Regions from separate parts of the Homo sapiens genome. Here region 1 is linked to region 2. The links are chromatin loops, found by intact Hi-C in ENCODE. Cell type or tissue: ovary. All regions are shown on one strand. Links, peaks and the distances in the headings refer to the core of each region. The heading gives the core; the rest is flanking DNA. Region 1 overlaps TMEM245 (transmembrane protein 245). Region 2 overlaps TMEM245 (transmembrane protein 245).

Region 1 (16,497 bases), core at 4,604-12,603, 63 kb before region 2:
GTAATGGGTTCCCTGTTATGTTAGCTGGGTGGCTGCTCAGATGTTGATTTTTCAGCGTGGTACTTATGGTTGAGACTTTCATCTCCCAAGTTTGAGCCAATGGAAACACTAAGTTCTAATTTAACAACACAATTCAGTAACCCAGAGCAGCAGATAGCCTTAAAGTAGTTTCTAGAGCTACTACTTATTGTTAAAAATAAAATAAAAAACAGCTATGTCTCTGTCTTCGTTTGATGTCAAACAAAGCATTATTCTCTAGCTTTGTTGAGTTGGAATGATAGAGGAATTTATCTGCAAGAACCCGTATGTCAGATATGACTCATTTTGAACTCAGGGAAGGCAGAGGAGGGAGGCAGGCAGGCAGGGATGTTTTATGAGGTTCTAGGTGGACTCAGGGAAATGGTTATGGGTAGGGACCTGTTTCTTGGTGACTTGTGAACTTTTTTTTTTTTTTTTTTTGAGACAGAGTCTCACTCCATCGCCCAGGCTGGAGTGCAGTGGTGTGATCTTGGCTCACTGCAGCCTCCACCTCCTGGGTTCAAGCAATTCTCCTGTCTCAGCCCCCCAAGTAGCTGGGATTACAGGCATGTACCACCACGCCTGGCTAATTTTTTTTTTTTATTTTTATTTTTAGTGGAGATGGGATTTCACCATGCTGGCCAGGCTGGTCTCGAACTCCTGACCTCAAATTAGCCACCTGCCTCAGCCCCCCAAAGTGCTGGGATTACAGGTGTGAGCCACTGCGCCCAGCCAACTTGTAAACATTTTTGCATTATACACTGAGGAGGAGACATTGATGGTTTTGCTGTGCTCTTTTGGGCCATTCTCTTTCTTGGGAGAGAAAGTTCACGCCCGGTGGTATTTTCAAGAAACCAAGGCAGACTTTATGGCTTTGAGATCTATGCCTAATTCTGGTCATTCTGGGGTGAAGTAGATGGTTTGAGTTCGGGATGGTTTTAGACCTTTGGTATACGTTACAATAGACTCTCTTTAATAGAACCCCATTAAAGGTAGGCAGGCATGTACCCTATCCATTTGACCAGGGGCCTCTGAGAGCAGGGATGAACTTAATTTTGAGAAATCTTGAAGTTTATCTAATGGACTTAAATTTTTTTTTTTTTGCCTGATAAGTAATTCTGTAACTAATATATATACCAGATTGTTCTGTCAAACTACAAAACTGAGTTTTGTAAAAACAAGTACTAGGTTTTTATTTCACTAAAAATGTTAATTCTTAATAATTTGCAGCATCCCTGGCTGGCTCATGGAGAATTCCAGTATTCCTGGTTATTGTTTTCCTGATGTCTGTGGGTACCCTCTATGAAAAACAGAATGGAAAAGAGTCTTCTGGTAAGAAATAGGGCATTCTATTAATACTACTCTTTGAAGTATTTTGGAGAGTAGCTTTTTAAAAAATGCTATGATGAAACAGCTTTGAATCTATTTAAAAACCTATGATGGTTTCTGAGTGGAAAATAAATTGTTTAAAATATTTTAGGTTGTTAGACCATGATTTGTTTTGGTATTATTTTATTGAGGCATGTATAACTTAAAGTTAACCATAAGCCATTGTATTTTAATTTTATTAAAATATTTTATTTTTATAAAATAAAATATTTTTATTTTATTTTTTAGTGACAAGGTCTTGCTCTGTTTCCAGGCTGGAGTGCAGTGGCACAATCATAGCTCACTGTAACCTTGAACTCCTGGGCTCAGGGGTTTTCCAACCTTATCCTCCCAAGTAGCGAGGGCTACAGGTGCAGTAATCACGTAAAAATGGCCTACAGGCCGTGCGCAGTGGCTCACGTCTGTAATCCCAGCACTTTGGGAGGCTGAGGCAAGCGGATCACGAGGTCAGGAGTTCGAGACCAGCCTGGCCAATATGGTGAAACCCCGTCTCTACTAAAAATACAAAAATTAGCTGGGCATGGTTGGCATGTGCCTGTAGTCCCTGCTACTCGGGAGGCTGAGGCAGAAGAATTGCTTGAACCCAGGAGGTGGAGGTTGCAGTGAGAGCCGAGATCGCACCACTGCACTCCAGCCTGGCAACAGAGCGAGACTCCGTCTCAAAAAAAAAAACAGGCATACAATATGTCACAATGTTGTGCATCCATGACCTGTATCTAGTTCCAAGACATTTTCATTACCTCAGAAAGAAACCCTGTACATATATCAGTACTTCATTCCTTTTTATGGCTGAATAATATTCCATGGTAAGAGCACACCACATTTTGTTTATTTACTCATCAGTTGATGGATATTTGGGTTATTTCTACCATTTGTCTATTGTGAATAGTGCTGCTATGAACTTGTGTGCAAGTATTTATTTGAATACACGTTTTCAGTTCTTTGTTTACCTATGAGTAGAATTACTGGGTCGTATGGTAATTCTGTGTTTAATTTTTTAAGGAACTGCCAAACTGTTTTCCACAGCAGATGTACCATTCAGATTTCTACCAGCAGTGTATGAGGATTCTAATTTCTTTGCATCCTTGCCAACACCTATTATTTTCCACTTTTTGATAATGGCCAGTCCAGTGGGTGTGAAGTGGTATCTCATTATGGTTTTCATTTGCATTTCCGTAATGACTAATGATGTTGAGCATCTTTTCATTTGCTTTTTGGCCATTTGTTTCTCTTCTTTGGAGAAATGTCTATTCAAATTCTTTCCCCTTTAAAAAAAATTAAATTGTTTGCCTTTTTGTTGTTGCGTTTTAGGAATTCTTTACATATTCTAGATACTAGACCCTTATCAAATATATGATTTTTAAATATTCCATTGGTGGGTTGTATTTTTACTCTCTTGATAGTCTCTTTTGATGCAAAGAAATTTTTTTGATGAAGTCCAGTTTATCTACTTTTTCTTTTATTGCTTGTGTTTTTGATGTCATCTGACAAACAATTGCCAAATCCAAGGTCGTAAATACTTACCCTTAAGTTTCCTTTTAAGAATTTTATATTTTTATCTCTTATATTTAGGTCATTGATCCGTTTTGAAATAATTTTTGTAAATGATGTGAGGTAAGGATCCAACCTCATTCTTTTGCCTGTGTATATTCAGTTCTCCCAGCACTGTTGAAGATGGCCTTGGCACCCTTGTCAGAAATCAGTTGACCATATATATATGGGTTTATTTCTGCCCTTTCTGTTGTGTTTCACTGATCTATATGTCTCTCCTTAATGTCAGTTAACACATTCTTTTGATTACTGTAGTTTTGAAATTGAGAAGTGTGAGTTCTCCAACTTTGTTCTTCCTTTTCAAAATTGTTTTGACTATTTTGGGGTCCCTTGCATTTCCATATTTATGATCAGCTTTCCTGTTTTTACAAAAAAGCCTTTTGGGATTTTGATAGGGATTGCATTCAATCTAGAGATCACTTGTGGGCGGGGGGGAGCATTGCCATCTTTACAATATAAAAAGACAAAACCACAAAAACCTTACAATTTATGAGCGTGGGATGCATTTCCATTTATTTCGTTACTCTTTAATTTTTTAGTGTTTTTTTTAATTTTAAATTTTAATTTTTGTGGCTACATAGTAGGTGTATATATTTATGGGGTACATGGAATGTTTTGACACAGGCATGTAATGTGTAATAATCACATCAAGTAAAATGGGGTATCCATCCCCTCAAGTATTTATCCTTTGTTATAAATAATCCAATTATACTCTTAGTTATTTTAAAATATACAGTTAAATTATTGACTATAGTCACCCTGTTATGCTATCAAATACTAGGTCTTACTCTTTTTAATTTTTTTTTTCTGTTTTTGAGATGGAGTCTCGTTCTGTTGGCCGGGCTGGAGTGCAGTGGCATGATCTCAGCTCACTGCAGCCTCCACCTCCTGGGTTCAAGTGATTCTTCTGCCCCAGCCTCCCGAGTAGCTGGGATTCCAGGCACCCGCCATCATGCCTGGCTAATATTTGTATTGTTGTAGAGATGGGGTTTCACCATGTTGGCCAGGCTGGTCTCGAACTCCTGATCTCTGGTGGTCCGCCTGCCTTGGCCTCCCAAAGTGCTGAGATTACAGGCATGAGCCACCACGCCCTGTCCATTTTTTTAAACTTTTTGGTACCTATTAATAACCACTTCCAGCTTCCCCGTACCCTCTCACTATCCTTCCCAGCCTCTGGTAACCATCCTTCTGCTCTCTATCTCTGAGTTCAATTGTTTTGATTTTTAGATCCCACAAATAAGTGAGAACATGAGGTGTTTGTCTTTCTGTGCCTAGTTTGTCTCACTTAGCTTATATGGCCTGCAGTTCCATCCATGTTATTGCAAATGACAGGATCTCATTCTTTTTTTTTGGCGGAATAGTACTCCATTGTGTATAAGTACCACATGTTCTTTTTCCATTTATCTGTTGATGGACATTTAGGTTTCTTCCAAATTTTGGCTATTGTGAACAGTGCTGCAACAAACATGGGAGTCAGCAGTGTTTTGTAGTTTTCTTTGTATATGTCTTAGACCTTTAATTTATTCCTTATTCTTTTTGATACTATCATGTGGAATTGTTTTCTTAATTTTCCTTTTGGATGGTTTATTGCTGCTGGGTAGAAATACAACAGATTTTTTGCTTGTTGATCTTGTGTCCTGCAGCTTTGCTGAATTTATTAGCTTCAGTAGTTTCTTTGGTATATTCTTTAGGATTCTGCATATGTAAGTTCAGTCATCTGCAATAGGGATAGTTTGACTTCTTCCTTTCTAATTTGCATGCCTGTAATTTATTTTTCTTGCCTGATTGCTCTGGTTGGAATTTCTAGTACAAAGTTGAATAGACCATGTGCTTTTAAAGATTATTTTGAGGTACCCTGGCTGTGAGTGACCTATATCTGCAAATAGTTTGTTAAAGGTAGAGGTCTCTAATGAGTTGTAAGTGGGGAGGTTGTCAGGATATAGTAGTGGTCCTCAAATCATCAGATCAGACTTCTGGTTACCCAGCCGTGTGGAAGCAGCTGTGACTGGAGAGGTAAATCTGAACACAAAGCTTCTACAGTTGACCAATACTTTACTCCTTGCTTCTTTCTGATGGCGATAATAAACTCCAAGAGCAGATTACTAGCTGCAGTATGTTTTAAAAAGAATTAATTTCTCAGATAATATGTGTGTTGCAGTAAAGTTAGGAAATACAGAGAAACAAAAGGAAGAAACTAAAAATCACTCAAAATCTCACTGTCTACAGATTATACCAAAATGTTAACTAATAGTTGTTTTGCCTTTAGGCTTTTAAAAACACAAAAAAACTAGATCACAGTGAACATTCTGTTTTGTAACCCACATTTTAAACTTAATTATGTCATGAGGAACTTTCTGTGTCAATGAATACACTTATAGAGCATTATTTTTAACATCTTCATTTTATTCTCATCATGAGGCTGTTTGTGGTACTCTGGTGTATTTGTACAGGTACCTTGTAAAAGTTTTTAAAAATTAATTTGCTTTTTATTATTTTATTTGATAAATGAGTAATATCTAACAATTGTAAGCCATATTTTTATTTGTAAATATATATTTAGAATTTTAAAATTCCTGAAACAAAGTAACCATAACTATATATCTCTCTGACAGTGGAAAATAGGGAAGATTTTATTTTATTTTATTTTATATTTTGGTGTCTAAGTTTTCTTTGTTCAGCCTGTCTTCCTGGTTATAATCTGTTAGACTCTGTGGTTATATATCTGACTAGTGGAAGTAAATTTCCTGTTTTGGCAACTGCTGTAGAAAGCTTGGCAGTTTCGACTTGTTTTTCTGGTTAGTTTTATCTCCTTTGTTTTCTTTCACCTAATGGCAAGTGACTCAGACAGTTCTGCTTACCCTTTACCTCTTATGCCAGAATGGTTTCCCCTTTTGACTGCTTTTGTCCAGGGCCAAGTAAGTAATTGTTATAAGAATATAAGTAATGCAAGTCTAAACCAAAGGTTGTGGTTGGGTTTTCTCTACGGTGTAAATTCTAGTCATCTCATGACAGCAGCCTAGAAAACTGTAAGGGTAATAAGACTTCTAAGACCAATTTTTGAGCAAGGGGAAAAAGAAGACCATGGTCGATTATGAATACTAGCCATAAACTTAGAGTAGTGATGTGCTGATATGCAAGCCAGATTGCTGTTATTTGTATTACAGGCTATGACAAGGAAGGAAATCACAGACACACAGAATAAATGTTGAGTACAGATTTGGAAATCTTGGTTTTATTTATTTTGTTTAACTTTCATTTCAACCTGTGTCAAGATAGGTGATTATTGATCTAGAATCCCTTTCTGGACTTCTAGTCTAAATAATCCTCATCATAAAATAAATCTTTTAAGTGTTTCTTTTTCCTAAATTTCTGAGTATTTTTTTCTTCTTGCCCCTAAGAACATCGTTTCTTTTTAAGAATCAGAACTCAAACCATCTGGTGTGTAATGGGACAGCCCTTCTCTTGTACTTACAGTCAGTTTCCTGCTGTAGATGTCACTGTAATATAGGTAGGTACAGGAATGCTTTAGTATACTGCCACAACAGTGTGTGCATCGGCTCTTTCCTTGTCATTTCCAGTGTCCCGTTGTATCACTTGCTCTTGTTTTCCAGTCACTTGTGTGGGTATCTTTCTCTATGTCTTCTGAGCTTTGAAGGTTTTGTGCTGTGGTTCACTAGACTCACAGAATTAGTCCTGGATTTCATCAGAATTCAAAGCCTGAGTTTGGTTCCTAGACCCAGAGTACTCTTCTATTTATTTATTATTCTTATTTTATTTTGTTTTTAGAGACTAAGACTCGCTCTGTTGCCCAGGCTGGAGTGCAGTGGTGGTGTGACCATAGCTCACTGCAGCTTAACTCCTGGGCTCAAGCAGTGCTCCCACCTCCGCCTCAGAAAACTCTTCTTGTGGATCATTGCTGAGTTAGTTTCAGTGGTTGCTTCTGAACCCAAGGGTCTTACTCAGTGGTTTTCTCTTAGACCTGAGAAGTTCTAACATAGTATTTCCCAAAAGCTTAAGATAATAAGGGAAAAATATTTAAGTGCCTGTCATGAGCCAAGAACTTTCAAGTGCTTTTAAATGTGCTATCTTTTTAAATCCACAAGCAAACAAAACAGAACTCAAACAAATAAATCTTTGTAAGATAGATGGTATCTTCATTTACAGATGAAGATACTTCTAGAGATTAACTGACTAGCCTGCAGTCACACAGGTGACTAGTGGAGCTAAGATTTAAACTTAGGTCCTTGGCCAGGCATAATGGCTCATGCTATAATTCCAGCATTTTATGAGGCCAAGGCGGGAGGATTGCTTGAGCCCAGGAGTTCAAGACTAACCTTGCCTGGTCAAGATAGTGAGACCCTGTCTCTACAGAAAATAAATAAATACATAAAAATAAAATAAAATAAAAATTAGCTGGGTGTGGTAGTGTGCATCTATAGTCCCAGCTACTGGGAGGGTTGAAGATGGAGGATTGTTTGAGCCCAGGAGGTCAAGGCTGCAGTGAGTAGTAATCATGCCACTGTACTCCAGCCTGGGCTACAGAGGTGAGACCCTGTCTTAAAAGTAATAATAATGATAATAAATAAATAAACATAGGTTCTTGACCCTAAGCCCAGCGTTCTTTCCCCTCCCCAGGCTCTTTGAGTAAGTGTCAGTCATCCTGAAAAAGTATTGAGTACTCATCCTTCTTGCATCAGTTGTAGTTGTCAGCTCCTTCAGTTTTCCATATTGGTCCTGTTGACTTAACACAACTACATGACCTAGCTTCCTTGCCTCCTAGATCCCAGAAACCTTACTTAGTAGAAACCTTATGGCTTAGTCTGTTTTGTCCTGCTGTGACAGAGTAACACAGACTTGGAAACTTACAATGAACAGAAATTTATTGGCTCACAGTTCTGGAGGCTGAGAAGGCCAATGTCAAGGTGCTGGCATCTGGTGAGGATCTTCTTGCTGTATCATCACGTGGTACAAGGGCGAGCAAGAGATGGCTGGGGCTGAACTCACCCTTTTATAATGACATTAATCCTACCCATGAGGGCTGAGCCCTGATGGCCTAATCACCTCTTAAAGGTCCCACCTGTTAATACTGTGGTAACGGCAATTAAATTTAACATAAGTTTTGGAGCACAAACACTCAAACCATAGCACCTGGAATCCACGTTCAGTATGTTCCCTTGGCGTCTGAGGAAAGAGGTACACTAGCATTGTTATCTCCTATAAGTAAGGCTGTGTTAGACTCTTTAAAAATACTCTTAGTTTTTTTTAAGCAGTCTAGTGAGATTGGTGTTATGCTTATTTTACAAATGAAGAAACTTAGGCTCAGAGAGCCATTTTCTCTGAGTATAAGAAATTTCTTCAAAAGTTAGTGAAACAATCATCAGATATATCTATAATAGCCTGGATACCCAGCCTGAGAAGTACCAGCAAGTACAGCTGAGTGCTGTTCCTCCTGGCATTGGTAATTGTTTGTAAATGACTAGAAATGTCTTTGCAGAGATGAATCCTGATAGTTGCCTTACTTGTTTTGGGATAGCATGAGATATGAGTGAACAAGTTTGGTTCAGTCAAGCCCAAATTGGAAAAAGGGAGCAAACCAAATGTTTTACTGCTCCCCTCCCAGTCCCCACTTCTGATACTGCAAGTTAAACAGGCCTAGAGAAAAGTCTACTGGTCCATCTCCAGGCCCTTGTGACGTGATACTAGAAGCCATTGAGAGGGAGTTGTATTTTCCACATTAGTAATGGAAACAGAAGCCTTCTTCAAAGGGAACTTTGCAGGCTGGGGAGGTGTTATTTGGTATGCGGTGCCTGCTTCCAATAAGCATGTTTGGATGTATTTCTGGTAACTGCTGCTATCCCTGTGAAAAAGAATGGAGTGGATCAAGAAGTATCTCCTTATTTAGACTGGATTTAAAGTATATTTACCCATGCTTATTAAAAAAGTTAGTCTGCTCATCGTTGAGTTGTTGTATTAACAGACACTGTCTGACCTGTGGTCTCTTTCTTGTGTGCCGGACTCTGAGTTTCTGCCCCCTGGTGCTAGGCTGCTAATGTCAGTAGCATGCTTGTTTGGATTTGTGTAGATCCCTGTTATTTGGCTTCTGCTTAATGCTGGCCCTGTCTCTGGGTAGATTGATACCTGAAACCTTGGATGTTCTTTCCTTTTTTTTCTTTAGTCCTTGAGTCCCAAGATTATGTTCCCTTGTTTATGTGCCTATTTTTAGCTGTGGCTTTTAAATACAATACCATTCTAATACCACAACTTGGCCAAGATTCTCAGTCCTGGCATTGTTCTGTTCAGTTTATCATCTCCCTGCCTGGACTGTTGTTTTTTGTTTTTTTTTTTGGACTCTGATTCCAGGCCAATTCCTTGTGGTTTTTGAGGTGCTGAAGGGTATCATTGAGACAGAAGTCATTAAAATACAGATCTGTTGGATAAAAGCAGTTTGCCAAATCTTATATTCATAATTTTCAAATACTTTGTTTATTTTCTCTGTGTGCTACTCCTTTCATGCTTTTGTGAAGTCTGAGGTGCTCGAAAAATGTGCTGAGTCATTTGTGTATTAACTAGAAAAATAGTGCAGTTTCCATTGATGTAGCTAAGCTTTACTGCATATTTACTGCATATTTTAGTGCCATTAGCAAGTTGGAGAGTTATTCCTTAAGCCACAGTTTTGAAGATTTAATTGATTGGGTTTAGCTTTTTCTCGAATCTTTCAGTGCCTACTCTACAGATACAAGATATTTTGCTTAGCTCTGTGGAGAGATCTAAAAATGTCTACTAAGGGAAGATAGATGGCTATACTATAAAGTAGAAAGGGGAGGAGAGGTACAAAGAAATACTACAGAAGGGTTAGTGGCTTCTGCTTCTAGTTTATACTGTCGAAGCCAACAGATTGATATTGATGATGATGATAGCTAACATTTATTGAGTACTTCCTACATACCCAGCATTGTTCTAAACTTTATTTATTTATTTTTCAAGACGGAATCTCTCTCTGTCGCCCAGGCTAGTGCAGTGGTGCCATCTTGGCTCACTGAAGCCTCTGCCTCCCGGGTTCAAGTGATTCTTCTGCCTCAGCCTCCCAAGTAGCTGGGATTACAAGCATGCGCCACCATACCTGGCTAATTTTTTTGTATTTTTAATAGAGACGGGGTTTCACCATGTTGGCCAGGCAGGTCTGGAACTCCTGGCCTCAGGTGGTCTACCTGCCTTAGCCTCCCAAAGTGCTGGGATTACAGGTGTGAGCCACTGTGCCCAGCCAGCATTTTATATGTATTATTTCACTTCATTCTCAAATGAGATACGAATTTATGTAAGCCTCATTTTTACACATGAGGAGACTGGGACATCTCGACGTTAACTAACTTGCCTATAGCCATCTAAGTAGTAAGAATAGACCTGGGATTTGAACCTGGGGAGTCTTCTTTCCTCACCTGTGCTTCCAGCCACTGAATTGTGCTGCTTCCTCATAGCAAATGTGAGACCTTCTATGCCCTGGTCCCAACCTCCCTCTGCATTCTTACGCCACTCTGCTCTTCTCATTCACACTATCTTCCGGTCTTATTGAACTTCCTAGAGTTCTTTGAAGAGGGCACCTCTGCTTTTTCTTGCCTTTGTGTCTTCATATTTGTTTTTTTGTCTTCCTGAAACACTTTTCTACCCCTGCTCTCTAAGACACCAGTCTCTCAGGAGCTTCCTCTCCAAGATAGAACTGTTCTGTCTTCTTTATCTAGCTTACTTTTGTTAAAATGGATTTAAAGGATGGCATCTTTCAATATTCTTGTCAGACAGCTCCTTTGGAAACCCTTCCCAGACCTCCCTGCATGGATTTGATTTCCACGCTGCTCCCTAACAGTTTACACTTACTTTACATTAGCTCTTAAGTATCAGACTGAATTTGAGACCAGGGGCTTAGTCTCTTATATCAGCATATAGCCTAGTCGCCTATTTGGTGAATGAATGCTTAGTAGGCATTTAGAAATGTAAGATAAAATGCAGCTGAACTGAAAGTCCATTATTTGAAGAGCTATCCAATGATCTTGTTATTTTGCAAAAACCATCAAGGGACTTACTTTTCTTACAGTGTCTCAAGATGAGTAACCATTTAATTAAATTACTTTTGAAGAGGCCAGTTCAGTAATTAAAGACCCTTGACTAGTCTGTAATCTTATGTAAGAGAGAATTCTTAATTTTTAAAATTTTTGACCTGAAGGTCTTTGTTTTTGTTTTTCCTTTTTCTACTGTACTGTCCCAGGCCATTAGGTGTTCCCAAACTTTGCTCTTGAGTGGGGCCTAAGAGATCCCTCCTGGGTGTACTGCTGCAAAGCTAAGTCTTGCCCCATCTCTGGTGTAGGTCAGTTTGTTTGTGGAACTTTTTATTTTTGAGACAAAGTCTCACTCTGTCACCCAGGCAGAGTGCAGTGGTGTGATCTTGGCTTATTGGCATGATCTCAGCTCAATAATACGATCTCGGCTCACTGCAACCTCTGCCTCCTGGGTTCAAGCGATTCTCCTGCCTCAGCCTCTTGAGTAGCTGGGATTACAGGCGTGTGCCACCATGCCCAGCTAATTTTTGTGTTTTTAGTAGAGACGGGGTTTCGGCATGTTGGCGATGCTGGTCTCGAACTCCTGGCCTCAGGTAATCCGTCTGCCTTGGCCTCCCAGAGTGCTGGGATTACAGGCATGAGCCACTGCACCCAGCCTGTTTGTGGAACTTCTATCTGAAAGTCTAAAAATAACTCTAATATGCCAAGAATCTTCATCCAGCTCTGCTATATATTCTCTACCTAACCATAGTCTGGAAACCGGGATACCTTCGTCTCTTTGATTCCCTTCATTGCTTCCTCATCAAGTGTGGTCCGCTTTGACTCTTCTACGTCTCTTTAACACAGCCGCTTTTCCCTGTTTCCCCTGTTGTGGCTGTAGACCACACTGGCATCATGTCTTGCCTATAGTACTGCAACAACTTTTCTCCATACGTTATAGGTCCCCTCTAGTCTCTTTTTCTCCAGACAAGCAAGAATGGTCTTATATCTCAAATGGATTATTTATTTACAGGGTGGTGAGAGGGGTGAGAGGCAGTTGAGTGTGGTTATAAAAGGTCAACACGAGAGATCCTTATAGTGATGATGCTGTTCTGTATCTTGTGTCAGGGGAAACTGGACAAATTGTGGTACACTGGGATTATTTCTTGCAACTGCATATGAGTATACTTTTATCTCAATAAAATTTCAGTGAGAAGAAGACTACTATCCTGTTTGAAACTCTTCAGTGCGTTCTTCTTCCTCTTAGAATAAACACTAAAGTCCTTCATGTGGTGTTCTGTGATCTGCATCATCTGGCTTACCTCTCCAGCCTTGTTTATTTGATACCAGTTTCTTACTAGCTGTCTGTGTTCCAGACACACTGACCTTCTTTCACTGTCTTTAATATGCCGGGTTCTTCTCACAGCTTTCCTTCTGCCCAAGATATTGTTAGGATGTCACAAGATACCCAGCATTTCTTTTTATAGCAACCATAATTTCTATACACACGTTTATTTGTGTGGTTATTTAATTCATACCTTTACTATACTCCCTGGGGGCAGGGTCTGTGTCTTTATCCCCAGCACACAGTACATGTAAGAAATGAAAGACACTGTTTTTCTCTGTCAGCCCTTTCTGTCTTATTGGCATTTCAGGAGGACCTTGGATACACAGGCCAGGAGAGTAAGGTCCTAATCCAGAAATCTAACTTAGGCTTTCCTCTCAGACCATGAGTTTGAATTTCTCTCATATTGAGAGATACGATACCCTATCTAAAAATGAACTCTTTCAGGTCACAGGGGCATTTATTAGAGGAGGGACAGAGTATGACTGAGCAAGGTGAGTACTCTTATCCTGATGTCTGAATCTACCAAAGATCCACCTCAGGCTCTGGCTTGCTGCTATCTGGGAGAGGGCTAGCTTTGGATATTTGGGTATGTGGAGTTAATTAACTTGGAGCTGAAATTCATCGGCTTTCTGAAGGATCATGGCTCTTTTCATTGGGGTGACAGAATCCTATGTTGCCATACGGAGTCTTGGCCTACCAAAAGTAATGTCTCAGTTGTATGAGTGTGGGTGTATGATTTGGTGACTAGGAATTGCTAGTGTTCTTAGTTGTGAACAATAGAATCTACCCCAGGTAGTTTAAATAAATAGTAGGAGGTATTGGTTAGCATTTACAATTTTTGCACATGGAATTTCTGGAAAGACCAGACAATTAATCTTGGAATCTGACACAGGTGGAAGCAGTGCAATCAGGAGAAATGCTCAGTGACACTGAAGGACTGTTTGGGCAGAGGGCCACGGCTGCTGCTGCTCGCCGTGAAGTTAGAGATCAGACATCAGAACTTCTGCTAAGTTGCTGCGGAAAAACCATATGCCTTCCTGACTGACTGTGTTTGATACAAGAGCTCTGGCTTTCAAATTACAGTGTGCCACTTCAGGCTCTCAAGTCCTGCACAGGTGTACCTGCTTGGTAGAAACTGTGTCACATGTGAGACCTCGGCTGCAGGGGAATCCAAGAAATACAATTTTTTTAGCTCTCCAGTCTAGTGTGCAAGAAAGTGTGCTAGAACCCGATGCTATGTGAGCTATTCTTCCTTGTCTGCTATAGAAGGTTAAAGGTTGACAGACTTCCTTTGCCAGTGAATGTTTTACTTGAATTTAGTGCAAATGATTGAGCTTGGTACTACCTATTAGGAATTTAACATGGAAATATATAATGTGAAACAACGTCATGATGTTCCTTTAGATTTTCAAGTGGTGGATTTTGCCTGTACTGAGTTATGTAATTTATAAATCTATATGGTTTTGCATAATAGCCATATATTCGCATACTCATTTGTGGAATGTTGTTATGACCACCAATTGTGGATTATCTCGTACTAACATGAGACCTAGTCATACAACATAGCCTAAGACAGTCAGATCAGGGAGCTCACAGACTTGATGTGGTAGTGTTTTTCAATAGAAGTATGCATTAAAATCAACTTGTTAACAAATGTAAGTGTGGGACTCCAAGTTTACATGTGTAGTGTCTGCCACATCCACCAGCATTAAGTTCCCAAAGGAGGAAGGTATACAGAGAGTCAAGGGATTTGCTTTTTTAGCACACTTTCATGTCAATTCTTAATGGTTCTTCCTTGGTGAAGAACCACTTATTCAGTGGGTCAGTAGTAACCATTTTATTTTGTTGTTGTTGAAAATGTTGGACTGTGTTTAAATTTGCAGCCATTATTTCCTACTTTAAAGAGTTTTGAAAATGGATGCTTCTTTTACAGGGGCAGAGTTACCAGGGCAGGTTATCTCCATGGCAGCTTCTACTCTGGCAAACTTGGCCATCTCTATCACAGGGTATGAATCAAGCAGTGAAGACCAGCCCTCCACTCAGCCTGCAGGTGACTGATGTTCTGGTGACATTCAAGGTTATTCTGGAAAATGAAATGTACATAGAAAGTAAAATTCAGGACACCAGCATCACAAAATGCTACTTACTCCTGCTGATCCTTCATTTATTCTCTTTGGTTCCTATTTTTATGCCCTTTTCCCTCTCATCTTTGTTCTCATATATCACTTTTTAAATACATGTAATTATGTAACTTCTTGAGTTTCTTACCTTGGTTCTTTGTTCTTTCCTTTTTAAAAAAGGCTTTTCTTATTTTTCTTCTGTTATTCATTGCTTTTGTTTTTCTTATTTTCCTTTTCTCCGTCTCCATTTACCTTTCCCACATTTCCCTCCACTTTACGCATATCTTATCTTGATTTCTTATTTTCCATTTCTTTCTTCTACAACTGTCAGTTCTCCTCCATGATTTTATTTTGCCCTATCTCTTCCTGTTGTTTTTTCTTTCTTTTGTTCCCTTTTCCCAACCCTTTTTTTGGGGAAGACTTTTATTTTCCATCTTGCAGTCATCCATTTCTCTGTCATTCTTTCTCTGAAAGTTTGCATGCTTCATGTGTTAATATATTGACCCCTCAAACAGACCCCTCTGGTTGTTTTGGACTCGTTGTCCTGTGTGGCCTGGCTTTGGGAATTGCAGGCTCCTGAGGAATCCAGCTGGTAGATATACCAGCTGTAGAGTCATGCTGTACTCTTGCAGAGTTCCAGAATGTAAAAGGCCACCTTAGTCTGTGCTGAGAGATCCATTAGTGCCAGAGGTATTTGGAGTTAGGGAATATTTAGAGTGAATTCTCCTTGAAGAACTGACTTTAGAAATGTCAGCTAAGATAAAGGAATTTGGTGTAGTAGGAACACTTATTTTTCTTGCACATGGAATTATGTTTCCAAAGTGGAGAGGAAATGATATTTTGGTTTTGGACTCATTCTTCCAAATATCTGTCACACCCACCATCATGAAGTTTCCAAATTAGAAAGATAACTCAGAGCAAAGTCAAACAAAAGCATCTGTTAACTAGCTTGGGCTTTAGCCCTGCACTTTTAAGGGTAGAATGTTGGTCCTAGTGAGGTGAGCTGACTTACCAGGGTGCAAGTGATCTCAGTAGTAAAAATTGACTCATAGCTGAACTTTTAACATTAAAAACACTTAAGGAAATTATGATACAGCACTTGGTGGGCTACTGTATGATTGCTTATGAAAATTATGAAACAACAGGGAAGTCATTCATTCACTTATTTAGTGAGCACCTCCTATATATGAGATACTATTGTATGTGCCAGGAATTCAGTGGAGGGAGAACAAAACAGACAAGGTCTTAGCTCTGGTGGAGCTGACTTTCAACTGAAGAGAAAGAATGAGAAAGGATAAGTAGAACATGCTACAACTATGTAAAAGACCAGGGGGAAAATGTGAGGTTGGGATTATGGGAGTTCTTATTTCTTTTCTCTTTTTTCTAGACTTTTTTTCTGACGTATGATACTTTTGTAATTAACAATCCACACATTCAACGTGACATACTTTTGTAATTAACATTTTTTTCTAATGGAAGGCAAAATGCAAGTTTTAGGATCTTAATAATTTTCATTATTATAGTATATATAGAGTAATACTACTTTAAGAGTTTTATGATTTCTGATGTGTATGGTATATCTTATTAAAACTAGGAAATAGAAATAATAGCACCCTATAGTAAAATGTAACATGGTGGTTGCATTGTTAGAAAACAGTGTCTTATGTGAAATAATCCAGTATGGTTTCCTTTATTTGAAAATCCTCACCCAAGAAATCTGTCATTGTTTTTGTATCTCATTCATGTTTATATATTCTGTTTGAAAGCCCTGGGTTCTTGTAAGATTGGTTGGTTCCATTTTAGGTGAAATAACACTGAAAAGTCTTCTTGTGTCAGAAATGTATATAAATACACCTAATCTAAAGTTCTATTGAAAGAAAAGGGATTTTTAAATATAGAAATTCTAGTATATGTTAGCATTTGTTTCTTTAAATAGTTTGAATAAGTTTTATGGGATAATTATAATTCTCAGCTACTTTGTCATGTATTTTGTTTTAATGACTCCCAATTCTATCACCAACTAACTTAGTCTTCCTAAATTAAA
Region 2 (16,497 bases), core at 724-8,723:
CTAGGTCAGTTACTAGGTGCTTCAGATGCATTGTCATTTAGCTTTTCATGGGTTGAATTGTTCTTCCTGCCAGCATCCACTCACATGAAACTGTGAGGTTTAACCTCATACCTTGAGGAGATATGTGGTGAGGTAGGAGGCAGTGGCTTCTGGGTTGGTGTCCGTGGACTATTAGTTTTTTCGGAATTGAGAGATTAAAGCTAATATTAGTTATAAAGTTAAATAGATACCGTATGACCCAGTATCTCCACTCCTAGGTATTTACAGACGAGAAATGAAAGCATATGTCCACAAAGACTTGTACACAAATGTTCATAGCAGCATTATTCATAATACCCCCAAACTGGAAACACCTCAAATGCCCATCAGCTGGTGAATGGATAAGCAAGTTGTAGTAGATCTACATAATGGAATACTACTCAGTAGTAAAAAAGGAACCAACTACTGATATACTCAACAATGTTGGTGAAGCTCAAAAGCATTATGCTAGGTGAAAGAAACACCAAAAGCTACACGACAACGTGAATGTACTTAGCACTATTGAACTGCACACTCAAAATGATTCAGATGCTAAATATTGTGCCATGGATATTTTGCCACAATTTAATACAAAGCTATATAATGTATGGTTGTGTTTACGTGAAATTCTAGAAAAGGCAGAATTATAGTGACAGCATATCTAGTGGCCATCAGAGGCCAGAGTTTAGGGAGGGTTTGACAATAGAAGGGCATGAGGGAACTTTTTGGGGTGATGGAAATATTCTACATCTTGATTGTAATGATGGTTATAGAATGTATATATTTGTGCACATTACTGAATTGAATGCTTCAAATTGGTGAGTTTTATTATTTGTAAATCATAGTTTAATAAAGCTGATATAAAAAAGAAGAAAAAGTTGCTAGGAATTTGAGGGAGTTAAATTCTGTTTTCTGGTAAATTGTAAGAGGATTTTTCTCTGCTGTTTTATTTATAAAACTTGTGTGCCAGATCACAAGTAATGAGGTAGAGGGGAATATATTGTCTTTTCATCCCTCACTAGGTTACATGAATATGTTTAGTAACTGCAAACAATATACAGTGCATTTAAAAGTTGCCTTGAGAACATTACCAGCAACCAATATTCTCAGCAGTGAAAGAAAGAAGACTGCTGTCTTCTCCACGTGGTCCTTACTGGATTGAGCCTTGGTTACTTGCCACCCAGAGGGGTGATTGAGTTGCAGTATTCTGTTGCACCTTTGATGTCAACTTATTTTTGGCTTAAATTTTTTAAATAACATAAGGTTAAAGAAAGGATCACATCTCTATCTTTTCCTCATTGACCTCCCTAGTTCTAGACAAATTCTATACTTTTTTCCTTTCTTTTTCTCTGTGGTCGATTATGTCATTATTCCCTCCCCCTCAAAACCTACCTTCTCCCTTGGTCTCCGGGAATACTGCACTCTAGTGATTTTCCTCCTACTACGGAAATGATTTCATTACCTCTCTGGCTGGTATTTCTTTGTCTTTAGGTCCTTTATGAAAACACAACCTGTTGCCCTATTTTCTCTCCACTTGCCCTTTTAAGATGTCCTGTACTCTTTTATAATTATTCTGGTGCGTCTCAGATGTCTTGTTCTGAATTTTCTATTAAGCCTTGTCTCTTATTTCAGCTACCTCTAGGGTATTTTCATCATCCTTTTTGAGTTCCTGTTGCCCATACTAAACAAACTGCCCTTTTCTTGCATGCCTCTTCCATTCTGGCCTTCTCCATGACTTTGAGACACTGCTATTCTTTCCCCTTCAGGTTTAAAACCTGAAGCTCTGTTGTTTTCTTTTTGCTCTGTCCTCTCTGTTTAGTTGTTGAGCAGATCCTTGGTATTTTCTTTGGGGTCTTTCGCTTCCTTTTGGTATTTTTGATACCACTTTATTCTGGGTTCTTGTTGCAGAGTCATATGGCTCCTTTAAGACGTTCTCTAGTGAAAGCCATTGGTCCGGATGACAAAGCAGGTTTTACAATTGGGGAGCCACTCTGCCCCTGGATCCATGTCCCAGAACACTACTAAATGACTAAATCACTAGATTACAGGGCTTCACTTTGCTCCTAACAGTATACCTCTTGGGATGCTTTAGAAAAGCTTGGTGTTTCTTTTTGCATGTACAAGGTCACGTTTGCCGCTAACGTCTTCTTTTTCAACTACAGCTTTTCTTCTGTAGTGACCATATGAAGGTGCTTTCCCTGCACCCCTCTGCACCACCCCATAGAGTCCAGGTTTTTATGATTTTGTGCTGCCTTGAGATTACTTACGGGTTGCCACCTTTGTGCTCTCTGAACAGTTCCTTATTTCCCCTCCTTATAGTGCTGCACTGCCTTACTAATCTTCCAACTGAAAAACACAGAGCACCTGACATTGCAGATTTTCATGTATTGAATTCCTATATTAGTCACCAAATATATGTGTCTGTTTTTATCTCTCTTGTATTTTCCTCTCTGATTTTACTTTGGAGTTAGGAATATTTTTTTTCCCACAAATTCTCTCCCAATGACCTACTTTCTTTGATAGCATTTGTAAGAGATGTTACTTTGTAGGCTTAGTTACATAGTTTAAGAAACATAGGAAGATTTTGTTAAGGCAAAGAAAGATGGTGAAATACAAGTTACACTATCCCTTATTGGCTCTTTCCAAAAGGGGAGGACTGGCCACAGCCTGGGTTTCTTAGAGTTTAAACTGTATTCTTGGAAACATGTTATTCACGCTTAATTTTCTTTCCATTTGTTTTGGTGGTGAAATATCTGCTTCAGAGTGAAAAGTTGATGAATTATTTCAGAGAATAGGGTATTTTAAGGTGTTTCAGTTATTTTTTCATCAGAAATTTAAGGAATAGTAAACATATTTCCAAATAAAACATATTTCATATTACATAAAGAATAACTTAGTAAATGTATTTAAAGTAAGGTGTTTATGTTTCTTTGAAATAAAATGAAAATAGCATTCTCAGGCCAGCAGAAAAACTGAAGCTATTACATGATTTGGAATCAAGTGGTCACGTGATTTTTCTGAATCACGATATGACACTGTTTATTTACTCTTTCTTTTTATCTTTGGGCATTCCAGAGGGGTGTTTGATGCTTCCCTCAAAATGGCTGGCTTCTATGGATTGTATACCTGGCTGACTCATACTATGTTTGGCATCAATATTGTCTTCATACCATCAGGTAACAACCATATTGTACCTTCCACTATTCGCTATTTAAGGAAAGTTAAGCCATTTTACATACATCTAGGAAATGTCTACTTCCTCAAGTTTAAAAAACTAAATTTTTTGGCTTGAGATCGAATCTAGTCCACATTAGGAACAGAAATATGATTTGTAATGTGTTTGTTTATTGCTGTATCCCCAGCAGCTGGAACCATACCCAGCACATAGAAAAAATTGCTGTATTAGTCTGTTCTCTCACTGCTATAAAGAAATACCTGAGATTAGGTAATTTATAAAGAAGAGGTTTAATTGGCTCACGGTTCTGCAGGCTGTACAAGAAGCATAGTGGCTCCTGCTTTGGGGGAGGCCTCAGGAAACTTATAATAGTGGTGGAAAGTAAGGGGGAAGCAGGCATGTCTTACATGGCTGGAGCAGGAGGAAGAGAGGGGAGAGGTGCTACCACAGTTTTAAACAACCAGATCTCACGATAACTCATTCATTCACTATCATGAGAACAGCACCTAGGGGTGAAATCCACCCGCCATGATCCAGTCACCTCTCACCAGGTTTTACCTCCAACATTGGGGATTACAATTTGACATGGGATTTTGGTGGGGACACAGATCCAAACCCGTATCAGTTGCCCTACATGTTTGTTCAATGAATGAATGTTCTAGCACTTAGCATAACACCTAGGACATAATTGGCTCTCAGTAACGTTTGAATTGAACTGATTGGCAGGGAGCAACTTGTTGTCAAAATAGCTTTGTCCATGAGGGATTACATCCCAGGGCAAGATGAATGCTTCTGAGGGCACATAAGCTGCCTCCATACCTCTTAAGATCTGTTGTGGTGCTTCTTCTACTTTTCCTTCCTTTATTTCTATGGCTGCTTGTTTTCCTAAATATCTCTGCCTTCCACATTTGCCTCTACCACATCCCCCCCTTTCCCTATTTGTCTGTGCTTCCTTCTACATTGTCAAGTTCATTCACGTTCTTCTCTACTGTGATGTCCACAAACCTACCCTCTGACCTGCAAGCACCCTGTGAGGCGGGATGGTAGACTTGTCATATAGATGAGAGACCAGTTTTCCAAGGTCATGTACCTGGCTTCTGGTAGGACCAGAACTAGAAACTACATTTGCTTTACTCTTAACTTGGAGAGAAGCCAGATGGAGGAAGAGTGCTTGAACATACTGCTCTGGAAGGGAATGACCTTGAAGCAGGGTCCTTCAACTCAGGATTTTTTCTGTTTATTTTTATTATGCTGAGGTTTAGAAACTAATTTCTGATTGGGCTTTGGACTCAGTACAAGTTTTGACACATGTTCTGTAGGTGTATTTATAGGACCGTATATTAACTATTGATTGATAGTAGCAACTACAGAACCCTTGAATTTTATTGCTTAAGAAGAGATCCATAAATAAGACACACACTTAGAAAGATTTTTAGTATCACATTTTAAGATATTGAGCCTTTACTTAGCTAGAAAATTCAGTTAGATAGGGCATATCATTTCCCTAATATTTGAGTTTGTGAGTATTTAACTTGTTTTGTTGGAAGTTGTTGAGGAGGAGCTACTGCTTAGATTCTTTTGCTTTGTTAGTGTTTTGCTGATGATGTTAAGTTGTTTTTCTTTTACTCTTTTTTCAGCATTAGCAGCAATCCTTGGAGCAGTGCCATTCCTGGGGACATACTGGGCAGCAGTACCTGCAGTTCTTGACCTGTGGCTGACACAAGGGTTAGGATGCAAGGCCATTTTACTGTTGATTTTTCATCTCTTGCCAACATACTTTGTAGATACTGCAATCTACTCTGACATATCAGGGTAAGTAAGCCACAGAATTTCTTATTAGTGAATCATCCAGGCATTTCCGTTTTTTTTTTTTTAAAGGAGGATTTTTTTCTCCTGGGGGTATACAAAAGAACTGGTAGTAGGAATTTTCAGTGAAATAGCCTTTTGTGTTCCCACAAATGAAATTTTCATTGAAAATAGTATTGTTTACAAGGCATGATATTTTGGGGTTTTTTTTTTTTTTTTTGGTTGTTGTTGCCCCAGAGTTCCAGAGCAACTTTTTTTTTTTTTTTTTTTTGAGACAATATCTCTTTCACTCAGACTGCTAGAGTGCAGGGTGCAGTCATGGCTCATGGCAGCCTTGAACCTTGAACTCCTAGGCTCAAGCAGTCCTCCTGCCTTGAACTTCCCAAGGCACTAGGATTACGGGAATGAACCACCATGCCCAGCCAATATTTTCTTATTACATATGTAATATTTATAATATATATGATGTCCTGGGTTAAAACCAAATTGTGAATAATTTTCTCTTGATTTAGTGACATTTAACCTAGAAAAGAATTATGACCAGATGTACATCAAATATTTTAAGTACAGTGAACAGTTAATGATTATTTTTATCTCTTCTTTGGTTTTGGAGAAAATGTTGTTAGATTGTATGTCTGAGGATATCCATGTGAAACCAAATCTCAGCAAGTTAATTTCTGGCAAGCAGAGCTCTCTAAAGATATAATTGGAATGGTTCTATGATAAATACAGGTTAAATCTAAGTCAGAATCAACACTTTAGCCATATAATACAATAAATAAATGTCTGTTTTTATAGGTTTTGACATCTCTTTTAGAAATTGCATTAAGTATATCAAGCCAGTTCTCAGTCACATTAAAACTTGAGAGAGAAAATTAAAAAGCTGAACATCATAGTGTGGTTAACTAGTGTGTCACAGTTGACATTTGAGCAGGAATAAGTATGATTAATACTTAAGTGCTTTTATTTCTTTAAACTTTGCTGTAAATTTTATATTAAGGTTTACAGCTGGAATTAAAGAAACACTGTCTTTTTTTTTTTTTTTTTTTTTTTTTGAGACAGAGTCTCCCTCTATCACCCAGGCTGGAGTGCAGTGGTGCAATCTCGCCTCACTGCAACCTTCGCCTCCCAGGTTCAAGCCATTCTCCTGCCTCAGCCTCCTGAGTAGCTGGGATTACAGGCGTGCACCACCACACCCGGCTAATTTTTGTATTTTTACTAGAGATGGGATTTCACCATGTTGATCAGGCTGATCTTGAACTCCTGACCTCAAGTGATCCGCCTGCCTTGGCCTCCCAAACTGCTGGGATTACAGGCATGAGCCACGATGCCCGGCCTAAAATACTGTCTTTAAACGTTGTTATTGGGAAATGAAAGGTTTGGCATAAATTGTTTTATTTTTTAATAGGTTAAGCTTTTATTCATAAACTCCCACACGTTTTTATTTTTTTTAAAAAAAGCTTTAAGGCTGAGCATAGTGGCTCAAGCCTGTAATCCTACCACTTTGAGAGGCCGAGGTGGGTGGATCACTTGAGCCCAGGAGCTCAAGACCAGCCGGGGAAACATGGTGAAACCCGTTCTCCACAAAAATATAAAGATTAGTTTGGTGTGGTGGCACATGCCTGTAGTCCCAGCTACTCAGGAGGCTGAGGTAGGAAGATCACTTGAGTCTGGGAGGTCAAGACTGCAGTAAGCTGTGATTGCGGCACTGCATTCCAGCCTGGGTGATGGAGCGGAATAAAAAGCTTTAAGCATTTTTGATAGTTTTCCTTGAATGTGTTGTTTAGGGAAGAAGTTTACTTAGCAAACATGGAATACTGCCCTAAATCATTTTTTTGGAATGAGAAAGACAAACACATTATGAATATAATTTATTGGTTTCCTGAAGACTGGTTCTCCACAAGTCTTACTTTGATTTAGCTGTAATATAGAACATCCTTCCAGGATATTTAGTTATTTGCCCCTCACTGAATTGTTCTTCTCATCTATGTTTAAAACTAGAAACAAACAGAATGTGACTTATTTCCCAGTCCTTCTGATGTCAGTGGTCCTTTCTTGTCATTATCAATGTGCTATGCTACTGTGTTCTGTTTTATTTCATTCCGCTTACATAAGTGATACTGTAATAAGCTGGAGGGCATTTGTGATTCTCCTGTGAAATAGAAATCTTGGGCTTTGTGACAGATATTTTCCTCAGGAGGCCTTTTATCATCACCTATGTTAAAAACTATATTTTAGGAGGTTGCCAAAAGTCTGACCTATGAGTAACAGGGATGCTCTCATTGTTGCTGTCGTCATATAAAAGCATAATTAACTGAATTACATGCTAAATTGTGCTCACTTAATTATCCTTGATGGAGGTTAACTTAACAGGTGACTCCTAACCAGTCCCAAGCCAACATTAACCCATCATAGGCAGGCACCTGTAATGGGTATAAAATATCTGTTAACATTGCTGGCTTTATTCTTTCATTCCTGGAGCTATAAAAAGAGGCAGATGTCATCCATAGGAAAAACAATTGTTGCATCTCAATATTGTTGCATCTCAATATTATTGCAGTCAGTGTTCAGTTGTATGCATCGAGGTGATCTAAAGAAAGCTGATAATATGCTAAAAAGCATAGTGTATTAAAGAATGCACATTGTATTAGAAATGTATTTCAGATTTTTTCCAGTTTTTGTGTGTTAAAGGTCGTGCTCTTTATTCCAGAGGTGGCCATCCTTACCTGACAGGCTTGGCAGTGGCCGGTGGAGCATACTACCTAGGCCTGGAAGGAGCAATCATCGGTCCTATTCTTCTCTGCATACTTGTGGTTGCTTCCAATATCTATAGTGCCATGCTAGTGAGTCCCACGAATTCAGTTCCCACGCCAAACCAGACCCCATGGCCTGCTCAGCCTCAGCGGTGAGTTAAAGCAGAATAATCATAAGCTGTATTTATACATTGAACTGTCCTGTCTCTGTATTTGATAAGTAGCTTCATCCAGACTTGTCAGGATAAAGGTATTTGAGTACCAATGCTGTGATAAAGGTTGCAGAAGACACTAAGTAAATACAAATCGTTGGCAGAGTTTTGGGTTTCATATACCAAGAAAATTTAAAACCTATATTGGGGCCGGGAGCAGTGGCTCACGCCTATAATCCCAGCACTTTGGGAGAACAAGGCAGGTGGATCACCTGAGGTCAGGAGTTCGAGCCCAGCCTGGCCAACATGGCGAAACCCCATCTCTACTAAAAATACAAAAATCAGCCAGGTGTGGTGGCACCCGCCTGTGAACCCAGCTGTTTGGGAGGCTGAGGCAGAAGAATTGCTTGAACCCAGGAGGCGGAGGCTGCAGTGAGCCCAGATTGTGCCACTGGACTCTAGCCTGGGCAACAGCATATAAAAAAAAAAAAAAAAAAAAGACCTATATTGGGTGAGAATTGTTAATGTCTTGAAAAGCCAAAAATAAATTTAAAAAATCTAATTCTATGCGGGACATGGTATACCAGATTGAAAGAGACTCAAGAAATGGACAACCAGGCCAGATGTGGTGTGGCTCATGCCTGTAATCCCAGCAGTTTGGGAGGCTGAGGTGGGCAAATCACCTGAAGTCAGGAGTTTGAGACCAGCCTGGCCAACATGGTAAAACCCCATCTCTACTAAAAATACCCCAAAAATTAGCCAGATGTGGTGGCAGGTGCCTGTAATCCCAGCTACTCGGGAGGCTGAGGCAGGAGAATTGCTTGAACCTGGGAGGTGGAGGTTGCAGTGATCCGAGATCATGCCATTGGATTCCAGCCTGGGTGACAGAGCGAGACTCTTGTCTCAAAAAAAAAAAAAAAAAAAAAAAAAAAAAAAAAAAAGGAAAAGAAATAGGACAACCAAATGCATTGCATGAGTCTGGGATAGATTTCTGGATTGGGGATGGGAGGAATATTTCTGAAACAATTGGGGAAATTTGAACATGGACCATATGTTAAATAATATATCAATGTTAAATTTGGTTTAACCAATTTAACAATGATACTTCGATAACCAATGATACAATGATAACCAGTCATAACCAATGATATTTTGGTTCTGTAGAAGAATGTCCTTTAAAGATGACGTGTCATGATGTCTGCCACTTATTTGCAAGCAGTTCCGCCAGAACTGGGAGAGGGAGAGAGGAAGTGACTGTAGCAAAATGTTAACAATTGTTGAATCTAGATGAAAGACATATGGTTGTTAATTGTACCGGCATTTCAATTTTGTGTAGGTTTATACATTTTTAAAATACAAAGTTGGGAAAAAATTATTTGGGACACCAATATAGAGTTGCAACATGTTATTTTGTAAGTACAGATATTAAAATAAAAAGTACTGTTATCTGCTGTCACCAGCATTTCATAAAATAAATTATAATGTTTGAAAATTTTTCTCAATTGTCTTATAATTTTCTTAAATTTCTTTAGGTATAATTTATATATGGTGAAATGTACATCTAAATAGCCAAATGTACCTCTAAATAGACAGGTTGATTTTTTCATGTACTCACACCCATGTAACCACTACTCATATCAAGGTATAGAATATTTTTGTTGTTCTGGAAGGCTTCTCCCTGCCTCCTCTCAGTCAGACCCCACTGCCTGCTGATACTCTAACCATAGTCACTTTTCATTAGTTTTGCCTGTTTTTGAACTTCATATAAAAGAAATCATATAGTAGGTAGGTACTCTTGAGTCAGTCCTCATTGCTCAACAGTGTATCTGTGTGATTCATTCATATTGTTGGATGTTTTTCTCTGTTCATGGTTCATTCTTGCATTGTTGTCTAATCTTCCATTACATGAATATATTACAATCTCATTTAATCATTGTAGGACTAATAGATATTTGGGTAGTTTGCAGTTTATGTCTGTTTTAATTCAAGATGCTATGAACTTTTTAAAAAAAATTTCTTATTTTGCCACGAACGTTTTTGTACATGTCTTTTGGTGGACATGCGCACAGTACTTACTGTAGTTGGACATATACCTAAAAGAGGAATGTCTGGTTATACATCTGGTTTTAAGTTTAGGTGGATACTTAAAAACAGTTTTCTATGTTATGTGCCAGAAATTACATTTTAACAACAAAAAAGAAGGACAGTCTCAGAATAAAAAGTAAAATGTTTTGAACTTTCCGGAAACTATATGGCATTCTCCTTGTTATCTGCAATTGGAAAACACTAGTTTTCCTGCCACTGGATATTCTCGTGTAATCAAGGAGTCACTGACAAGTTGGTTCTGACAATGCATTTAATGAAAATATTTTATACTTTTATGTAAAATTCTTTAACAACATGATTCTGCTTAATTTTGTTTTTAGTGTTATATTTTGTGAAGAGAGACATTGTCCTTTAACTCAGAACAAATGCAGTAAAGTCTCTGAGTTAGAGCTGGTTAGGGGGCCATTTTAGCCAATGCGTGATCCTTAGTTGATGGCAGGGGAAAATCAGTTTTTCCAAAAGAATAAAAGGAGAGGTGCTTCGGTGATTTTGACAAGGGCCTTCCCAATTTGGTGGTGGTGACACTATGATATCCTTTTCTGCCTTTGCCTCTTAAAGACAAGTGCTCAGATACCTGAGAAGCCAGCGGTGCTCGAAATCAACAGAATGCACTTGCTAACTTGAGGCTCTGTTCCATGGGCTCACCAAACACAAAGAAAAAAGATAATTGATCAATATTTTGCTGTTATTTTGAGAAAAACTTAATGATTTCAAGTTACTAAAGCAAGAGTTAGTATTTAAGGTGAAATGAAAGCAACTTAAATGAATTCTTTTAGAGGTAATAAACCTTTTTAACTCTTTGTCCTTCTAAAAGTACAAAATGCTTATGTGGCGTGGCAGAGTAGAAAAAGATAACGTGAGGACCCATATAGCCTTTGTCTTTCAAAGTTACTCATGCATGAGTTTAAAGAGTCAAATTTCTACAAAACTCAGTGAAAAATAAGGACAATAAGGACTTTGCCTTCTCCCTCTTCTTCCTTTTTCTAAGAGGAACCACTTTTTGACCCTGTATTATTTTGATATTTACCTCCATATCTTGAAGTGACGTATTTATTTCTGATTTGGTCATATATAGGCATCATCTAATAACTTCCGACTTGGAAGGTTAGAAGTTAGCTTTCACTACCCATTCCCCCAAAACAAACGGTGATACTGGTTAGATCAGTATTCAGGTTTTACATTATTATGACTTTAAATTATATTCATATTTGAGCCTTGTCATATATTCTAATATTTCTTTACCCATACGACTTTTGCTTTCTCTTGAATTAATAAAGATACTGGTTTTTATTTGCTTTGCTTTCCATGTACTTATAACTAATCCCATCTCAAGCTCTGCACCAGGCACTCACCTCTCCACTTGGTATGTTCAGTCGCACCAGGCATAGTTGGTCTTCTAAAGAAGACTGTCCTAAGTGCCCTGGTCTGCCCCAGTGGAGTGCTGTCCTTTTGGCTTGCTGTTCAGCGGTCACCTTGGGTATTCCCTCAACTCTCCCTTGCATTGGAATCCTTATTTCTTATACCCTATATAATTTTCTTTCTTGATTTCTTCCTTTTTGGTGGAGCACATCCTCTTATAGATTTTCGGGAAAATATGCATAGGAGGTAAATTTTGAGGGATGATGCATGTCTGAAAAAGCTTTTCCTAATGTCAAACTTAATCCGATAGCTTTCCTATGTAGAGAATTCTATGCTTGAAATTTTTTCTTTAACATTTATTTCTTCATTGTTTTCTGGCTTCTAGGATTGTTGTTAAAAGTCTGAAGCAATTTTTATTATTTATTCTTGTTAATTTGACTGTTTGAAGACATATAAGATCTTTTTGTTTATCTACGGTTTCTGTCCTGATGGGCACTTGCTAAGACCTTTAAAAGTGAAAACTTGTGTTCTGGTGTTCTGACATTTTTCTTGAGTTGTTTCATGATTTCCTTTTCTTCTTTCAGAAATTTATTTTATTTTGACTTTGACCCTCATGGACTGGGCATTTCACATTTTACATCCTTTCTCTCTTTTTTCACTTGTGTCTTTTTGGCTCCATTTTCTGGGTGATTTCTTCAACTTTATCTTGTAGCTTTACTATAGAGGTTTCCATTTCTACTTGCACATTTTTTTCAGTTTCCTTTATTGAGGTATTATTTCCTTAGAGTAAAATGTACCTTTTTAGCGTACAGGTTTATATTTTGTATGACATGTAACAGATTACACATTTAGCAGCTTAACGTACATTTACGATACAGCTTCTGTGGGTCGGGAGTTCAGGCAAAACTTGGTTGGGTCCTCTGCTTAGGACCTGAAAATCTGCAGTCAGAGTTGGGGTTTCATCTGTGGATTGGGGTTCTCTTTCAAGCAGTCCTGTTGTTGGCATAATTCATTTCCTTGTAGTTGTATAACTGAGGCTCATGGCTCCTAGAGGCTGCCTCTCTTCATAGGCAGCTGATAATTTGGGTTTTTGCTTCTTTAAGGCCAGCGGGAGAGTATTTTTCTAACTTTGGTCTCTGACCCCTAGACTTTTTAAAAGAAGAGCTCGCCTGATTAGACCCAGCCCACCCAGCATAATCTCTTTTTTTTTTAAGTCAGCTAATGAGGGACATTCATTATATCTGTAAAATCCATCCACCTTTGCCATACATGTTGAGCATCCCAAATCCCAAATCGGAAACTCTCCAGAATCAGAAATTTTTTGAATGGGAACATGATGCTCAAAGAAAGTGTTCGTTGGAGCATTTTGGATTTTTTTTTTTTTTTTGAGATGGAGTGTCACTCTTGTCACCCAGGCTGGAGTGCAGTGGCATGATCTTGGCTCACTGCAACCTCTGCCACCCGGATTCAAATGATTCTCCCGCCACAGCTTCCCGAGTAGCGGGGATTACAGGTAGGTTCATGCCACTACGCCCGGCTAATTTTTGTATTTTTAGTAGAGATGGGATTTCACCATGTTGGCCAGGCTGGTCTCGAACTCCTGACCTCAGGTGATCTGCCCTCCTCAGCCTCCCAAAGTGCTGGGATTACAGGCATGAGCCACTGTGCCCGGCCAGCATTTTGGATTTTAGATTCTTGGATTTGGGGTTAGTATAATGTAAATATTCCAAAGTGCAAAAAAGATGTGAGTCACTTCTGGTCCCAAGCATTTCAGATAAGGGACACTAACCTGTATTAACAGAACCACAATATCAGGTATTGAAGGTGTTTGGCTGTTGGCTCATGTTAAGAATGAGACATGGCCGGGTGCGGTGGGTCACGCCTGTAATCCCAGCACTTTGGGAGGTCGAGGTGGGTAGATCACCTGAGGTCAGGAGTTCAAGACCAGCCTGGCCAACATGGTAAAACACTGTCTCTACTAAGAATACAAAAATTAGGCATGGTGGCATGAGCCTGTAATCCCAGCTACTCGGGAGACTGAGGCAGGAGAATCACTTGAACCCAGGAGGTGGACGTTGCAGTGAGCAGAGATTGCACCATTGCACATTGCACCACTGCACTGCAGCCTGGGCAACAGAGCGAGACTCTGTCTCAAAAAAAAAAGAGTGAGACACTCAGAAGCTGTGGTGGATTGTGATATGTGTTACCATAATATGATGTGGCAGGGCCACTGCTTTGTCCAGCCCTTAATGTCAGTGATTTTGGTCCCCTTTTTGGGCTTGTATATTCCTCAAAGAAAGAGCTTCTAATCTCCTGGCTAGAGACTAAAAGCCTGGCTGCCAGCCTCCTGGGAGCCAGGAGGAGGAAAAGGTCTGGACAGCCTTCAAGATGTAAACATCCACTTAATCTCCCAGTGTTGGGATGGATGCCCACCCTCATTTCTGCCTGTTGTGCACTAGTTCAGACGCTTTTTGTTTTACCTTCTCCAGAGGGGAAAAAAACCTCTAGTTTTCTGCCAAGGAGGGGAGAGGGTGGAGTCAGCTGCTTGGCTGGGGTGGGAGGTGGGGTGAGGATATCAGAGGGTGTTGTCTTACTGCTCTTTAAGGAAACTGTAAAGCAGTCCTGTGTTTACCCCCATCTCCCACCCTACTTCCGGAGTTACTTGATGTCACCAGTTCCTAAACCTTATGGGGGATTTCGCTGAATAAATCAGAATGTTTCCTGGCCTTTCTCACTACTGGTTTAAGATCCAGCTTTTTAGGGTCTTGTGTTAGTCTGTTTTTCATTGCTATAAAGGAATTCCTGAGGCTAGATAATTTATATAAAGAAAAGAGGTTTATTTTGGCTCATGGCTCTTCAGACTCTACAAGAAGTATACTGCCAGCACCTGCTTCTGGTGAGGCCCCAGGAAACTTCCAATCATGGTGGAAGGCAAAGGGGGAGCAGGTGTGTCACATGGAGAGAGAGAGAGGAAGCAAGAGATGACAGGCTCTTCTAAACAAACTGCTCTCACCTGAAGGAATAGAGCAAAAACTCATTTATCATTGTTGGGGAGGGCACCAAACCATTCATGAGGGATCTGCTCCTGTGGCCCAAACACCTCCCACTAGGCCTCACCTTCAACATTAGGGATCACATTTTAACATAAGATTTGCAGGGGACAGACAGCCAAACTCTATCACGTATGCCAGGTCATAGCAGTCCCACCCGCTTTCCACCTTCTTAGAATTTGTTGCTTTTGCCTCTTAGTTCTTTTTTTTTTCTTTCATGGCCTTTGCTGTCCGAGGTGCAGCCGCACTGGCTTTCCATCAGGCCTCAGATACACCAGGTGCCATTGAAACTCTGGGCCTTTGTGCACGCTGCTTTCTCTATCTGGATAATCCTCCATCTGGATAATCCCCCATTTTTCCTTCTTAACGAACTCCTAACTATTCAGATCTCAGTTCAAATGTCAGTTCATCAGAGAAGCGTTTCCTACCCCCAAGATTAGGTTATGGCCTCCTTGCCAGTTTAATGTGTTTATAGTTTGCACCTTGTACTTTTTTTTTTGTAGTGCAGTTTTCATTTATACACTTGATTATTTTTCTCTCTCCCCCATCCCAACTTGACTATAGTTGCTGTTACTGCCAGGACCAAGTCTATTTTAATTACTGATGTCAACCTCTGTCAACAGTATTTTGTACTCAGAATGCTCAATTCCTAGTGGAAGGAATGAATGGGCTGTGAGGGAATAGTATCTACAGAAGCATGAGCTCTGAAAGGGCTTGGCTTTTTCTAGGAATTTGTATATTGTTACAGTGTGACAGTAGAGAATAGATGGTTGCATTTTATTAAGCAGACATACCTCTTAATTCCACACTGCAAAAAAACTTGTTAGACTACTATCTTCACACAGATGAATGCCCATTCTCCCTAAGGAAAGATTGTAGGAAGGAAGACCTTCTCTGCTGCTCACTGTTGATAGTGAGAATGTAGTGGATACAGCACAGCTTTGGGCTCCCAACTATTTTGGCCTCTGCTGAATAATCAGAACCTTTCACTTCCTCTGTTCTCTATTAATAGTGGGCTTGTTTAGGGAGATGGGATGTGTAGGGAAAGGCAAAAACACCCCTGTAGTCATGCATACTTTCTGGATTTTTGGACAGGATAATCAGACTTGCTTTGATAGACTTCTTTCACTTCTACTAAAAATTGAGCAGCAGTCTCTGAATATTAAAGCCCAGAAAATCCTGTAAGGCATATGTCCCAGGAACTCTTTCAGGGATGCTATTCTCCATATTGTAGTTTTCCTTTGCCCTCTGTTACACCTTGAGAGGAAGGTGACAACTGGAATGTGGTCCTTTAGGAACTCAGCTTTATCTTTCTCTAGGGAAGATTGAGTAACTTGTGGCTGTTTTTGTACACGCTTTCTTAACCTGAGGTTTATATCTTTCATAATTAAATACCGAAAGTACAATCAAAAATGAGTATCCGCTGGGCACAGTGGCTCATGCCTGTAATCCCAGCACTTTGGTAGGCCAAGGCAGGCGATCGTTTGAGTCCAGGAATTCGAGGCCAGCCTGAGCAACATGGTGAAACCCCATCTCTGGGTCTCTGCAAAATGAAGTATAAAGATACTCCCCATAAACCATCCCCGCTTCTGCAGATCTTTACACTAACCCTAAGAATTTCACTTGGGGTGCACTTGCTGTCATTCCACTTTAGAAGATTGAGAAAAGAGAGTAAACTGGGGCTGGGAAGGGAGTACATTTGATTTACTTTCTGTTACTTGAAAATTTCCTGAATCTGCTCATCCTCTTTACTCCCAGTGGTGTGACCCACTGCCAGGATTTCTTCAGCAGCCTCTTTACTGGTTCCTGCCTCCAGTCTGGCCTCCCTCTAGTCTGTTCTTCATAGTATAGCTTCTCTGATTTTTCTGAAACATAAATATTCTATTCTGCTGCTGCTTAAAATTCCCACAGTGGCTTCCCATGGCCTTCAAGATAAAGCTAACACATTAATTTGCCCTGTCAGACTTCTCATGCCTTTCTTCTCTCTACTTCTCCAGATTCATCTCTGTGCTGTGTGCCTTGCATTTTATTTTTCAGCTGTATTGAACTTGTTTTAGTTACCAGAAGGCAGTGTCATC

The links. Hi-C counts contacts between places; a loop is a spot of excess contacts. Peaks named below come from ENCODE experiments on the same cell type or tissue, not always from the same donor. Only the 100,000 strongest peaks of a DNase experiment are listed, where the experiment ranks them.
Region 1: it touches region 2 in a loop (2.7-fold over the local background); 7 of 110 quality-filtered maps call a loop at or near these places.

The regions. Positions count from the first base shown.
Region 1 is chr9:109,091,361-109,107,857 of GRCh38, reverse strand. It overlaps TMEM245 (transmembrane protein 245), which reads left to right. Exons shown (of 18, transcript NM_032012.4): 3 at 1,249-1,350; 4 at 14,267-14,383. Among named protein-coding and RNA genes, the nearest start is that of TMEM245, 20 kb to the left of the region's middle. In ovary, for the core only: a CTCF peak has its summit at 9,025 (motif pointing left); a DNase peak (open chromatin) is centred at 8,991; H3K27ac peaks cover 7,731 bases.
Region 2 is chr9:109,024,714-109,041,210 of GRCh38, reverse strand. TMEM245 (transmembrane protein 245) reads left to right here. Exons shown (of 18, transcript NM_032012.4): 15 at 3,094-3,194; 16 at 4,831-5,005; 17 at 7,710-7,904. Among named protein-coding and RNA genes, the nearest start is that of MIR32, 13 kb to the left of the region's middle. RefSeq lists an enhancer at 4,214-5,413. In ovary, for the core only: no CTCF peak of the experiment used is centred there; a DNase peak (open chromatin) is centred at 4,870; H3K27ac peaks cover 3,695 bases.